Regions from separate parts of the Homo sapiens genome. Here region 2 is linked to region 1. A link is a loop called in an ENCODE intact Hi-C map of the cell type or tissue named here. Cell type or tissue: B cell. All regions are shown on one strand. Links, peaks and the distances in the headings refer to the core of each region. The heading gives the core; the rest is flanking DNA.

Region 1 (2,908 bases), core at 317-2,816:
GCACAACTCACTGTGCCTTGTATTTTAGTTGTGTCCATATCTGTCTAGCTTGGAAGCTCTAGAAAGGTAAGGCCATGTTGTCTTCATCATTGTGGTACTTGCCATGCCTCTGTGTTTTTCATGTAGCGGACATTAATTGTTCAGTAAATATTTTATACTCGAGGCTGGAAATTAATCATCACAACACCGGTACCTTGCAAAAACAAGGGGAAGAGCAGAGAGAAGTCAGGAAGGATCCTTAGGGAAAAGCTAGAGGAATGAAGCTTGAAGCAGCCATTTTCCTCAAGATTTTCACAACCAGTTGATGCTTCTTGGCCCATTCTCCCATTTATAGGCCAGGGAGAAAGAGTCAAGGGCATGTGTAAGGAAAAATAAGTTCCCAGTTGGCCCCCTCCTCGTACTTGTAGGTGAATTTGTCATTATTGTGCTGTGTGTGGAAGCACAAGAAGGAAGGAATTAACTCGTTCTTCAGAACTGCTGATTGAGGAGCTATTTGCTGGAAGTACCACAAGTAGGCAGAGCCAGGTTGCCTTTTAAGAGTAATCATTGTATTAGCCAAAAAATCTGGAAGCAATCCAAATATTGAAATGACTTAAATGGTCCATCCACTCTGGAATATTATGCAGTCATTGAAAACGTTTCGAAAGACTAGCAACATGAAAAAAGCCGTGATATGGAGACCAAAAAAAAAAAAAAAAGATTTACACTGGGTGTGGTGGCTTAGGATTGTAATCCCAGTGGGAGGATTGCCTGAGTTCAGTTCAAGGCCAGCCTGGGCCACATAGGACTCTGCTCTACAAGGCATGTTTAAAAATTAGGCGGGCGTGGCGGCACCTGTGGTCCCAGCTACTTAGGAGGCTGAGGCGGGAGAACTGCTTGAACCCGGGAGGCAGAGGTATGCAGTGAGCCGAGATCGTGCCACTGCTCCAGCCTGGGCGACAGAGCGGGACTCAGTCTCAAAAAGAAAGAAAAAGCCGGTTATACCTTAGGAGGGACATAAGGAAAGGATGGGATCAAAAAGCTGTTTAGAATTCTTTTTATTTGTTCATTCAACATGCATGTATTAAGCACCCACGTAGTCAAAGGCTAGGACAAAGCCAAAAAGATTACTGCTGCAGATTCACAGTTACAATAGAATGGCCCCTTCTCACAAGAAGCCACCGTATTCACACGTTGTGCTTTTCTCAGTTCAAGCGGCCTCTTCCTTTTGAGTAACCAGGGTAACCACGCTGTGCCCGCGTGTGCCGGGCGGGGAGGGGAGGCCGCAGCCCCAGCCCCGGGGGCCTGGTTGTCTAATCGAAGGGAAGTAAACGGCCCCAACGCAAGCCTGACTGCGAGACGTGCCCAAGGGAGGTAGGTCGAATGAAGAGGGTTGTGTGAGTTTTGCGCGGGCAGGCGGGATAACGGAGGAGGGAGGCCCGCGGCCGAGGCTCGGGCGGGCGGGGGGCAGGGAGGGGCGGGGTTCGCCGGCGCGCACTCCCAGGCAGGCCCCGCCCCCTCGGCCGGCTGTGCGCGCTGATTGGCCCCTGCCGGCCTCGCGCTCCCTCGCTCCGGGTTGGCGGGAGACCTTAGAGCGGGTACCGCTGCTGGCTAGCGACCGACGAGCAACCGTCTGAGGCCAGGAGCGCTGCGACGGAGCCTTGACCGCCGTTGCCCGGCCCTCTCCCGCGCAGCCCCGGGCTTCCGCAGGTACCTGTGCTCGCCCCCGGGAAGGGGCCTCGCAGGCGAATCTCCAGTTTCGAGTGTGCCCGGTCCCTGGGTTCGCTCGCCGGCGACCCCACCGCCCGCCTTAGATGAGAAGGCAGCGCTCCAGCCTCGTCCTCACGCCGCCTCCCGTGGGCGCCCTCAGCTGCCTTCGCGGCGACGACACACGCGCTCCCCGCAGCGGGCTCTGGGCTGAGGGACCTGGCGAGGGAGGCAGTGGCCGCGCAGGTTGGGGCTTTGGCCGCCCTCCGCCCGGCGGCGTAGCGGGTGAAGGTTCCAGGGGAAGGACGGGCAGGGCCGATACCGGAGGCTGCTCCCGAAGCTCGGCCGTCTGCTCGGAGGGAGGGCCCTGGGCAGGCGCTCCCGTCTCCACGTGTGCCTGCCGCCTTTATTGTGGGAGGAATGGAGATTTGGGGGGTCTTTTTGATAAATCCTACCTCCTTATGTCCCATTAAACACCTCTTTTTGTCCCCAAGATCGTCTGCCCCAGAATTTTGAGATCTGAGCTGCTGTGTCTCAGTACCAGGCCCGTAGCTCATTTCTCAGAATTCACGAAGATTCTCTTACATGACATCCAGTAGGACTGGAGGGCCCCTAGCCTCAATCTTTTAAAAAGCCTTATGCCGAGTTGGGCGAATCCTTGAGGCCAGGATTCGAGAGCAGCCCACAGCGAAAACCCCGTCTCTACAAAAAAATAATGAAAAAAAAAATTAACCGGGCATGGTGGTGCGCACTTGTAATCCCAGCTACTTGGGAGGCTGAGGCGGGAGAATCGCTTGAACCCTGGAAGCGGAGGTTGCAGTGAGCTAAAACCCGTCTCTACAAAAAATAACTTAAAAAAAAAGTATCCTGGCATGGTGGCGGGCGCCTGTAATCCCAGCTCCTCGGGAGGCTGAGGCGGGAGAATCGCTTGAACCCGGGAGGCAGAGGTGGCAGTGATCCGAGATCGCCTTATAGCTGGGGTTAGCTGGTTTTGTTTTCTTGGCAAGGTGACGATAAGTAATACTGGAGTGCTTACTATGTGTCAAGTGTTTTACACATGATTTTATTTAATATTTAAAACTGATTTACTGGTTAAAGAATATGGGACTTTGATGTCAGTTCTGCATTCAAATTCTAGCTTTATCACTTACTATGAGCCTTTGGGAAATTTCTTAACTTCTTTAAGCCTCAAATTTCTTATCTAGAAAATAAGGATAAAATA
Region 2 (2,908 bases), core at 155-2,654, 220 kb before region 1:
GAGATCTGTCCACTGCAGTCGCTTAAGCCAATGAGCTCTCTCTTCATGCTCATAAAGAACGTAGGGGCATAACGCTGGGAACGACATTATTAACACTCTCTCACGTTTGTAAAACACTTGAGAGTTTTCAAAGTGGTTTTTACAACTGTAATCCAATTTGATCCCCAAAACACTCCCTGTGAGATGAGCAGGGCGTGTCCTCAGCTCAGCGAGGAGGCAGCTAAGAGTTGGGGAAGGCACACAGCTGGAGAGGAGGATGGCAGACTTAGAGCCAGGGGCTCCTGGTTCCATGTCTGCTCCTGCCACCACGAGTGCATTGGGAACCCCCTCTTTGGAAGCCCTGTGCATTCACAGCCTCCCTGTTCTCTGACTTGCTAATTTTCCTATGGACTCTGGTATATTTTCAAAGGCTGGCAATGGAATTGGCTCCAAACCAGACGACCTCCCCGATGTCACCACACAGTATCGGGGACTGTCATACAGGTAATGTTAACCTTTGACCTCTCCCAGCGTTCCCCCCACAACAGAGATTAGGTGTGGCTTTGTCTCCTGTAAATATGTAAATCCCAGAGGTCGAAGACTTGGTCTGGAAGGGGCTTTCAGAAAGAAAAAGCTATATATTTCTGCAAAATGTGAACATTTGGTGAGTGGAGAGGATATTTTACTGTTGATAATCTTTTTTTTTTTTTTGATTGTGCAGAGAAAGTAAACCAGGGTTCTTATCAGACTCCTGGGTCAGCAAATCCAACAGGAAATGCACCAGAAAAGCACCAAATCCCTGAATCTTCACCTCCCCGCTTGCATGTATACGTGTACACGTGGTGTTCCTACGTCTCTGTTTACTGTCTTTATGTGTTTATTCATGTTGTCTTGTAGTCACACAGCTGCCTTTACATATATGTACACATCTGCACAGAAAACCTCTGAAACCCATCGCACACTTCGAGAGGCCATAACCAAGACACAATCACAATCAGCCATGTCTTGAAAGATTAGCAATTCGACAAGAGGAAAGGGTGAGAAAGGGCATCCCGAACACGGAAGTGGAGAAGCTCAGGGTGTGTCAGGCGAGCGGTTGCGTGTAGATATTCTCAAGTTTCTTTCTCTCCTAATAAAGTTCTCATTCCTGTAGGCTTCAAAGTAAGTGGCGAGTAGCTCAGAATTTACCTGGGAAAACAACTAGAACGAAGCTGGCCACAAGGGGGCAGCGTGCTAATGAGTGGCGGAGCCAGGACAGCACCTTTGCTGCCGCCTCCCTTTTCTTCTGAGTCAGTTTGCTTCCTGGGGAAGTGACAGGGAGCAGGGAGGGGGTGATCAAGACTGTGAAGGTTCTCTGGCCAGACCTGAGCAGAGTCCCAGAGAGGATGGGTTTCCAGGGCGAGAGGGAGGCGCCATCACTCGGCCTGTACCACCCACAACGAGGACCTAGGTTGTCCTTAGCATGAGGACATCAACCTCTCAAGAACAGAGGTCAGTGCCTTCCTGCGCCAAGGTCCCTGCGTTTCCACAAGTCCTTGGTCAGGTACCTGGTCCTAACAGGCTGCCATGGAACAAATCAGAGCCTCACTGACTCACCATTCTGCTCCTAATGAGGCTACAAGAAAAAAAACCAGAGGAGAGAAAGCAGAGCTTATTACAATCAGGAAAGAGCATGAGGTTCTGGCAGCTGCACTTGGTCTCAGCTAAAGAAGGCAATGACCTCATACGATAGCATGGGAAACAAAAATCAAGCAGACGAACCACATTGCAGGTGATAGATACGCGACGTGCACCTGGTGGGGCAGCCTGGGGAAGTGAGGTGATGTGCCCTACTTTAAAACAGATCGACCAGCTGGGCTCCTGGGATTCAGATATGAACCAGCAGTCCTCTACTAAAAGTTTCTTTCTGCAGCGATGGGAAAATTCAGCCATTGCTCTGTTTCTTCCAACAAGTGAAGTCCATTACAGCCTAATGTCTCAATCTTTTAGTTCTAGCTCTAAGGCCTCAGGTTCAATGGCTGCTGTCCCTTTAAACCCTTCATTTGTCCTAAATGTTTCAAATAGCTGCCCCCAAATGCACGTGTGTTAAAGATGGAAGCTCTAGGTCGGGGTCTGAGAGACAGCTTGACACTTGGTAGAATACATAGACTACTGTGTCTCAAAGTGTGTTCCATGGAACATTAACTCCAGACCTGTTCCTGGAGAAGAGAAAATCCTTTGTATCTGAGGGGGAAACATTACCATAACCTTCCTTTGGGGAATTCATGTGTGTATTAGCATATTAAAGGCTCTCATAAGGCCTGCAATGCAGAAATCTATTTAAGTTTTATCTGTTTAACCCAATGTTTCCCTTAATTCCAGAACATTTTCTTTGTTCATAACACCTGTTAACACCTCCTGAAAGTGTTCACGTAGTAGACTTATCTGAGAAAAGCAATTTTTGAGCCGTTAAAGCTTCTAGATTGGACAAACTAGGCAATTAATGATACTAGATCAATTCAGAATGCAATTTGAGCCTCTTCCCCCTGGGAAACAAAGTGAAAAGAGTGGATCTCATGGAATTAGGGGAGAAGTAGACCCAGAATTCATGGGGGGTGGGTGGCTGTGAACAGGACCTGCAGAAGAGGCTCGGCTGTGAATATTTCCAAGGCCCCTTGACCTGTGAGATTCTGTAGTGAACGGTTCCAGCTTTGGCCAGCTTAACAATGTGCTGGGCCCCAAGGTCTTGAGAGCATTGCCTTTTCTTCCATTGAAATAAGTTCGCTTGTTTGGGACCATTCAAAGGATCAAAATAAAATTTACTTACCAAAAAAGTTGCCTTTGTTTTATTAACTAGGGGGTCAATCTCATATGACTGAAACTCCTTCAACAAATGTTACTGAGCATCTACTCTATTTTTCTGTACACTTTAGGTGACAACAGATGACCA

Evidence for each region. Peaks named below come from ENCODE experiments on the same cell type or tissue, not always from the same donor. Only the 100,000 strongest peaks of a DNase experiment are listed, where the experiment ranks them.
Region 2: it touches region 1 in a loop (6-fold over the local background); 9 of 110 quality-filtered maps call a loop at or near these places.

Annotation. Positions count from the first base shown.
Region 1 is chr2:28,809,259-28,812,166 of GRCh38, forward strand. SPDYA (speedy/RINGO cell cycle regulator family member A) reads left to right here and starts at 1,576. Exons shown (of 8, transcript NM_182756.4): 1 at 1,576-1,689. RefSeq lists silencers at 1,177-1,326, 1,357-1,606. In B cell, for the core only: no CTCF peak of the experiment used is centred there; a DNase peak (open chromatin) is centred at 1,413; H3K4me3 peaks cover 1,411 bases; H3K27me3 peaks cover 694 bases.
Region 2 is chr2:28,593,272-28,596,179 of GRCh38, forward strand. It overlaps PLB1 (phospholipase B1), which reads left to right. Exons shown (of 58, transcript NM_153021.5): 33 at 410-483. Among named protein-coding and RNA genes, the nearest start is that of PLB1, 99 kb to the left of the region's middle. In B cell, for the core only: CTCF peaks have their summits at 1,196 (motif pointing right) and 1,395; a DNase peak (open chromatin) is centred at 1,230; H3K4me3 peaks cover 337 bases.